2 separate regions of the Mus musculus genome follow, and region 2 is linked to region 1. A link is a contact called in ENCODE Hi-C data. All regions are on one chromosome and are shown on one strand. The core of a region is the stretch at or near the end of the contact, and the rest is flanking DNA. Distances in the headings are between cores, read along the strand shown. Region 1 holds the start of Mios (meiosis regulator for oocyte development). Region 2 has its middle 16 kb from the start of Gm26075.

Region 1 (4,473 bases), core at 1,190-3,689:
GTTTTTTTTAAGTAAGAAGTAAAGTCATCCATTGGTGGAGTTTTCCTCAACTATATATGGCAGGTGTTGATAAAGCCATTAAAAAAAATGAGGTTGGTCTTATGTAGGGATATGTCCTAGGTTGAACCCACCTGCAGGTTCATGTTGCAGTAATGAATCTTATGATACACCCCCTTCATTGTACTTAATGTTCTTTACATGGCAGGAATCAAAAATATAGTATGTTTCTCAAACTCATCCTTTTACCCAAATGATCAGTCACTAGCAGCAGTGCTAGAGTACCCTAGCACACAGACGCAAGCATGGACTGTAAGCCACCTGAAGGGAGTATGGATGTCTGAGCTGAAACTCCTAGTGCAGCATCACCACAACCTAGAGTCTCCAGCATTCACAGGGGCAACCGCTAAGCTTTGTTCATCTCGATTTCTGAATTAACCCCTCGGCGAACCACTTGTTTCCATACCACTGGCAATTTGAGTCTTCATCATCTTTTACTTGGCTATTCTACAATTCCAACTCTCCATGGAAAAACTGGTTATATCACTGTCCTAGTTAAAATTATCAGTGACTCCACAATTTCCTTTATGAAAAAGCCTATGCAAAGACAGTAAGCTAATTTTCAATGAATTTCTGATAGGACTTCTCAATCTCTCCTCACCTCTGGTTTATTCATATATTAGTTTCTTCCTTAATCTTGATGCATATTAAGTCCATCGGTATACATCTCAGAGTGCGGTTAGTGTCAAACTCAGATATCTTATATTTTTCCTATGCATATATATCTATTATAAACTCTAATTTATAAATTAGGTACAGTAATGGCAACAATTATATAATATAATAGTTATAAAAAATGGTGGACCCTTTATACTCTGCAATGATACTAAGATCCATGTATGCTCAAATGTTTTATCTTAGTTGGTGTTATTTGCATATAACCTACATACATTCTCTGTACCTATTTCTACATTACTTATAATAGTTACACACTATAAATGATATGTAAAGAATTCCTATACTACATTTTATAGTAAAACATGACAAGGAAAATGTACAAGTTTGATTGATATATATATATATATATATATATATATATATATATACACACACACATATGTATGGAAAGACAGACAGACATAAGAGAAAGTTATTTTCATGTAGCTAGCCTAGCTCAAACTCAGTATATTGTTGAGTCTATCTTTTAATTCTTTGATCCTTCTGCTTCAACCTCGGGAGTGTTGATATTATAGACGAACACTACCATACCCAATTTTAAAAACATTTTGATCTGTGGTGGTTGAACCTGCACAGGCAGAGCTAGAGGATCTGGAGGGCCAACAGCACTATAATAAATCATATGTGAATCTCTCTCTCTCTCTCTCTCTCTCTCTCTCTCTCTCTCTCTCTCTCTCTCTCATGCTTATAAGCATGATTTGTCAATACCTACATGTTAAGACAAAATGGAGTGATTGATGTATTGTGATGTATTGTAGTATGCTGCTACTTGGTAAGGGTCACTTGAAGGTGAGCACTGACAGACAGATCTGATGGCCCAGATTGCAGCTTGGGTACACTGTGACTATGGGTAGTTGAATGATGTTCAGGATCGGACTGAACAGGACTCAGAAAGATTTCATAACATTCTAAAATTCAAATTTAGGTGTTCTTTAATTCGAATCGTTCACCTAATATTTTCAGGCTTTGACTGGTCAGTGGTTACTGAGACTTCATAAGCAAACTCACAGGTAAATGAGAGACTTGCTTTCCCATTGCTGTATCCTGTTTCCTGACACAGTATTCAGTTCTAGAAGGCCTTTCTCTTCCAGTTGTTTCCGTCTTTAACTTTTCTGTGACCAATCCATGTTTGTCTTTCTTAGTCTAGTGATCCTCAAGGAAGTTCTTCTGATGCCCCACCCAACCTGAGGGAGGTGCTCTCCCAGGTAGCTTAAAAAAGCCATCACTCTTTTGTCCTGTTTCCTACAAGGGTCTTTTTTTTTTTTTTTTTTTTTTTTCTCATTCCTATATCCCAACACGGTGTGACTCAACAAGGCATTCATGACCTCTTTTTGGAATAACTGAAATCGAATTATGAGCCCCAAATCCTTAAGTTTTTACGAAATCGCCCATCCTCTCTGTTCAGTGGAAATTAAAATGTCTCACATATGCTAAAATGTGTGTACCACCACGACCATGGTAGCTGGCTTCAGAGAAATAATCAAATTCCATGAGAGCAGGGTTAAAGAATGGCTGGCTTGCTGGAGAGGGGTCCCGGGGCAGGGCCCACACTGGGCGGAGCGCTCGAGAGGGAGGCGGGGACTCTAGGTTGTGGCCCTGCCCACAAGAGGGCGACGGAAGGGGCTCAACTCAAGCGCGGAGCGCTCGGGAGGAAGGCGGGGTCTCCGCGCGGCGGCCCCGCCCCGGGGCGGTGCCGGGCGAGGGGAAGGCGGGGCTCGCGGCGAGGAGGTCTGCTTCGGAGGCGGCAGGGTGGTTTGGTCGGGGGCCCAGCGGGTGGCCCGGGTCACCGCCCGTGCTTCGGCGGCCATCTTGCCCGCGCCCGTCTCCCGCGGCGGGAGGGGCGGCGTACAGGCCGGAAACGTCTGTGTGGCGACAGGCCACCTCCTCAGGTCAGTGAGTGCGGCCCGGAGCGGGTGTCTGCGTGAGGCCCGGGGTGGCAGCCGCGGCCGCTTCCTCAGAGCCTCGCCGGCGGGTGGCGTTCCGCTCGATCAGTGCGATGGTCACGGCACCGGGCTGCTGGCGGGCCTCGTGTGGAGCCTTGGGGCGTCCCGCGGCCGCGTGGCGACCGTCCTCCGTGCGGCCGCGCCGGGAGTGCGGAGCCGCGTCCCCCGCCGCCCAGCGGCTCAGCCAGGTGTCTGGACCGTGGGAGTCACGATCAGATTCCTGGTTTACCCGGAATAACAACACGATGAGTTCCAGTTGTACCCAATCAAATCCTTGTTAAAGGGCCTGTCACCCCCGTGAGCTCTGTTCCCTACCGACACGAATAATGCAAATTCCTTGAGAGGAATGGCTCAGCAAACGACTGCTCTTGTTGGCTTTTTTGAATAACTATAGTTTAACGAAAATATAGATGCGCAATGTCTTGTGGAGATGGTAGTACTCCAAATTTCCTGAAACTGCTATCGTTTACTTAGCGCGGAAAGAAAGACGACAGACCATATAATTGTATGTTTTGCGTTATGACAGTGTTTTGAATGTGTGCCCAGTTGCCACGTGGGGTTAAGATGCTTTGTAAGTGTATAGACTGGATTCCCAAGATTTAATAAAAATATAAAAACTTTCGTATTTTTTACAGTGTTGTATATTTTAAATTATTTCTTATTTGATAGGTTAAATTAAAAGATATTCTAAATTTCGTTTGCTACTTCTGAAATGTGCCCGCTAGAGAATTATAAGTGGTGGTTCACTAAATTTCTTTTGGATAGTGTTACCCATGTTCTGGTGGTGACTTGTGGGGAACCATTGAAGGGAAATGAACACTGACTAAATTTGAAGGTGAGGACCTAAATTATTGCCATCTCTTAGCCCCTCCATGGATTTGGCAGTTGTCTCCAGCATCTGAAAGCATTCACTTCCAGGACTGGTTGAAAGAACTAAATAGGGACAACAACATCTGTATGAAGCAGAGAACTCAACTGTGATGAGTTGGTGTTAGAACTTTGTGTGGTGGAAATTACTTAGATGTTACCCAAGTCATAAGGGACTTGTAATCGTCTAAACTAATAAGTGCATGAAAGACTTTCTGAGCCCTTACTGGTTTTTGTTGTTGTTTGCTTGTTTTGTTTTTTGCTGTCCTCCGTATTTATATTATGTATGTTAATAAGCAAGGACCCATTTGTATAGAGTGTTAGATTTCTTAACAGGATGGTTATAGACATACTGGTTTTCTAGGGCCATCTTTGTAATGTGCAACTCTATGCAGGAGCGCCAGCCGAGCATTTAGAATGACTAGCAGTTAGAAGCTGCTATGTCACTCCTTGACATTTTCATTTTGCACTGGGCCCTGCTCCTTTCTTTAGCACTGGTCGAAGATGGAAGTTGACAGATAGGCACAAAACCAAATCATCTGTTCTTCTGTTTAGTCACATTACTTCTGCAGTTAGGAGCTGGAATCAGTAAAGCTGTATGTACATGCTTCCTGTTCAGCCAGCTTTCTCCACTCTCAGACAACTCAGGATCCCCTTGCCTACTGGAATTGTACCACCCACAATAGGTTGATCTTCCTCTACTTAATATAATCAAGGTGGGCCACATGCCAACCTGATCTACACGCTCCCTCCTTGAGGTCCTCTTGTCAGGTGCTTCTGGATTGTGATATTTATTTATTTATTTATTTAGACAGGGTTTCTCTGTGTAGCCCTGGCTGTCCTGGAACTTACTCTGTAGACCAGGCTGGCCTGGAACTCAAAAATTCGCCTGCCTCTGCCTCCCAAGTGCTGGGATTAAAGGTGTGCA
Region 2 (4,473 bases), core at 1,121-3,620, 280 kb after region 1:
ATATTAATAAAATAAATAGAGGACATTGATAAAAACGGGAGGGATGTGGATAAGTTGAACTAAAGAAAGCAGAAAAAGAAAATCCATAATACTTGGGTTGGCTTGACTGTTGAACATAAAGGAAATGTGGCTGTCACTGCAATGTGTTGAAAGGTTTCCTGTAGAATTTAGGAATCTGTGCACTTCCGCTACCTGTGTTGTCAGAGTCTCCAGCAGGCCTTTCCAGGTTTACTTTATATCAATTCCCCCTCTCTAGGATCTGATCTGAATTTACACTCTCCAAAGGCCTTCATGCTTCCTATGTCTGCCCCTTAGCAGGGCCTTTGCTCTTATGCGTCTCACATCCTGTTACGGTCTTCCCTAACTACCCAACTCCTTTTTATCATTCAGAGTCTGGACACTTCTTTCTCAAGTAGCTTCCTCTGAATTTCCTGGTTAAGTCTAATTCAACTTTTAATTATTCTATTAAAAGTCTTATATACTGTGTACCTTCCTATGTGTGAGCCATCTCCCAGCTGCTCAGATCCATTTATGTGGCTTTGTAGCTAGTGATTGACCTCCATCCACTCTTCTTTTAAGCTTAGTATTCTTAGTGTTTGGCTTGTAGGCCCTATAAACACACACACACACACACACACACACAGAGACTTTAGCGAATGAGTAACAACAACAGCATTGTAATACATCCTTGAGGTAGATTTTGTTAGACTAGACTATCATTACTTTTTCTCTACTGAATAAGAAGAAAAAGAAAAACACAGCAACTATCTTGGAGACGTAAAGACAAGCATTGTCAGAATTCCTAAGCTGGTGGTAGTCATTTATACATGTACTTAGAGTCCCAGCATTTGGAAGTCTGAAACAGTAGAATTACTACCTGCATTTCAGGGCAGTCTTTGCTACATAGTAAGTTTAAGGTCTGGGCTCTTAGAAAAAGACCCTGTCACAAAATAAAGAGAAAAGTAAAACAAAACAAACAAAACCCTATAAGAATAGTAAAAATATTGAAATATTGACAATTGTTGATAGGAACTGACAAAAACAAAATGAGAATCCCCAGGAAGAAAAAAAATGAATGTGACAAATTCTTTTTTTTTGTTTGTTTTTTGTTTTTTGTTTTTCGAGACAGGGTTTCTCTGTATAGCCCTGGCTGTCCTGGACCTCACTTTGTAGACCAGGCTGACCTCGAACTCAGAAATCCACCTGCCTCTGCCTCCCGAGTGCTGGGATTAAAGGCGTGCGCCACCACGCCCGGCTAATGTGACAAATTCTTATAAAATTTAGAGCCACCAGTCAGCCAATCCAGCTGACTAAGGAAATGAATTGGTAATGTGGGATGGAGGACACATAGAGGCAGCAAGCAGTGTTTCCTCTGTTGCTTTTTTTTTTTTTTTTTTTTTTAAGACCGGGTTCTTTACTGAACCTAGAAATTGCCACTTGGCCAGAATGCCTGGTCAGCAAGACCCCAGGGTCTGACTGCTTGCCTCCCACACGCCTATCCCCGAGTGTCAGCCAGGTGCTGCAGTGGAACGTTCACATGAAAGCCGGAGGTCTGAACCCAGATCCTCACGCCTCGCGCTAAGCACTTTATCCCTGAGTCATTGCTTCTGTCCTGGCAGTTACTGCCTTATGTAGTTAGAAGCCCAGAAGTGCTCTTTCTCAGGATTCCAAACAGTGGCCAGCAGCCACAGGTGCCCAAATGCTTTCTTACTACATCACTCAGAGAAGTAGAGTTCTTTCCTGAAAGTGATCGGAAAGTATTTCTTCTCAGCCTTATCTAATCAACCTAGTACCAACTTGGGTCAAATCTCCTGCCAGACTACTAATCAGCTAGCCTGTAGGAACATGTGCTGCTGAGCTGTCATCTCCAACTGCTAATTAACCTAGTGGGCCAGTGAGGTTCAGTCTTTGGGTCTGATTTCATAATTTCCTGATTCCCAGACCTACTCGCTCCGTTCTCCTTCTGTCTTAACCATGGGCTTTCTGGGTAATCTCGAATCAGCCACCTAACAATTTTTGCTCTGTCCTCTATGGAAATAGGTCTTTGTGTAGACTCCCCCTTTTTACCAACCATTATTTTGAAGTAAAAATAGATAAACTCTCCCTGGTTCTACAAATCTGTGCTAGCATGCTGCGTAATGAGGGACTGTTGTGTCTTAAGCCTCCTTTTGAAGACAGAAACAGATCTTTCAGGTGAGCGAGAGAGGAGCAGGTGATCAGCTGAAGTCACGCAACAGTGTTCCAGGAACTCTAGCAAGGCGGTGCTCAGCTTGTACTTAAACTGGTCCTAACCAGACTAGAGAAGCCAGCAAAAAGGCAGGAAATGGCTTCTGTTGATTTCAGCAGCAGCTTAACTCAATGTGCCAGGCAGCTGTGTCTCTCATTGGCCACAGCTGCTGCGAGCAGCAGGATGAGGGTTGACCTATATCTGTCCTCTGTAGGTCAACCCCCGAATTTGTTTGTAGAAGCTTCAGTCTTCTAGAACGCCAAGTTTCGCTTAGTACCTACCACAGTACCCTGATTTTATCAGGAAGTGAGATAGCCCACACCTGTGAAGAGCTGACATCTGCGGGCTTCCCCAGCTCTAACTTCTCTTGCTTTGTCTCTCACTGCCCCTCCCTCCTGTTAGCCTCTTGCTCCTTGTTTTTTGTTCGCCACCCTGCTTCCATCATCCTCTGGGTGAGAGGGGCCGCGATGGTCACAGCTGTGTGCCTTCTTGCAATCACGATGATGCTAGTGCTTGTCTTTACGGTTCCAAGTTCCATCTTTCAGTTGCAGCCATCATCCCACGTGTGTGCCTGTGCCACCACAGGTTTTAGGATGTGTCAGTTGCTCTTTTCAGCTGCAGCTGTAAACAGAATTGTCTGTTGGATACATGCCTTCAACACCTTAGTGCCCGAGTTTCTACACGGTAATAGCTTCTTCACTGTTTTTCATGGCTAAGAAATTTGGAAAAGATAGACTGTAAGTCTTTCTCCTAGATTAGAAAGCCATCTATTTGATTGTTTTTATTTTCAAAGCCAACATCCAAATGTGATAACGCCTCTTGTCCTTTGCCTTAGAGTGGGGTCAATAGGAGCATGCTGTCCCAGGTCTCAGTTGGTAGACATGTTTCTTTATGCTTATGGCACAATGTGAAAGGAATCCTAGTCAGTCGCATGAAAGCATCGGGACTCTGTAGGCCTCTCCCTCTTTGTAGCACAGGTATTGTTTCCTGTGATGATTTCTTCACTGGCTCTTTATAATAAATAACAAAGACGCAGCTCGGGTGGTGGGAACTCGGGGCCCTGTGTACACTAGGTCCGGCACAGAAATTTGAGATAGGAAAGGCCTATTAAACCATCTCAGTGGTTCTCTGAGGGCACATGGTGGTTTTGCCCTCCCCAGAACGCCTGGCTACTTTTTAGTGCATTTTCCAATTGCAAATAGTACAAGAGAAAGGGATTCTGGCTCCCCAGGGGACAAGCGCTGCACAGTCAATAATAGACCCTCCATTACAGCGTGTGACCTGCTCTGCCACCTTAATCGTCTCCATGTTGAGTTTCATTTCCATCACTCCTTCTCTGTCCCCTCGGACCACACTAAATAACTTCCCTCCATCCACGCTGTTTATGCCCTTCAAGTACTCTTGGCCGTGGCCTACGAGCCAGTCCTGGATGGTTAGCCCCTGGTGGACATGCTGAGAGACTCTCTTCTTTCATCTGCCTCTGGAAGGCAGTCCCTTCGGCCTTATAAATCGTGCTCGTTGCTTTTCAGTGAATGCCCACCAGTTTCTCAATATTTGGTCTCATTTCTTTTTCACTCCAACCGCTCGTGAAAATCCCTTTGCTGTTTCTGTTGACAGAAGTAGTAGAATCCCAGCTTTCTGAAAGCAGGCCAGAGCTTTTGAGCCCCGGAGAGTATCATAGCTCAGGGCCTTTGAGTCCCTTACTTGCTGAGCTAATGGGAGTTTGGTGTGTGCTTAGAGACAGGAGCGCTTGATGCGTGTCTCGTCAGGCCAGCCCTTGTTTTGGTGGCACATTGATAACTCTCGTTAGTTGTTTAAATCATAGTTCGCTGCCCACATAAATGTCTGGTTGAAAAAAAAAAAAAGCCTCCCTGGACGCCCTCAGAAAACTGCCAACATCTTTTCTCTTATTAATCCTGTTTACGGAGGCTCGATTGGCAGGCATCAGCTTTATCTGGTACCTCCTCCGCTAACGGGGAGCAGTTCCTTCCCAGTGAGGCAGAACAAGCCCTTTACCTTGAAAGAGCAGGAGTGGTACAAGCACACGCAGGAGGCAAGCAGAGTTGTTTGGGAACACCAGTGTGTTAATGGTATGCAGCCTGTTTCCTCTGCAGCCCTCTCTTCCACATCTAAAGCGCTGGACTTAATGCGGCCTGCTTTAATATGCTCAGTGTTGATGTTTGAACAATAACGATAACACCAGCGTGGGCTTACAAACTGTTTCCTAACTGCGTCATCCTATTTAA

Evidence for each region. Hi-C counts contacts between places; a loop is a spot of excess contacts on that map.
Region 2: a map of T-helper 2 cell shows a loop between it and region 1 (3-fold over the local background). The contact joins the enhancer-like site here to the promoter of Mios in region 1. A Hi-C loop is called at or near these places in 2 of 37 maps with a recorded cell type or tissue (T-helper 2 cell and v-Abl transformed pro-B cells).

What each region holds. Positions count from the first base shown.
Region 1 is chr6:8,206,788-8,211,260 of GRCm38, forward strand. It overlaps Mios (meiosis regulator for oocyte development), which reads left to right and starts at 2,440. Exons shown (of 12, transcript NM_145374.2): 1 at 2,440-2,624.
Region 2 is chr6:8,483,246-8,487,718 of GRCm38, forward strand. No RefSeq gene overlaps it. Among named protein-coding and RNA genes, the nearest start is that of Gm26075, 16 kb to the right of the region's middle. Within about 2 kb of position 2,371, at least 1 of the 3 ENCODE cell types and tissues checked has a DNase peak (open chromatin) inside an H3K27ac peak, as active enhancers do.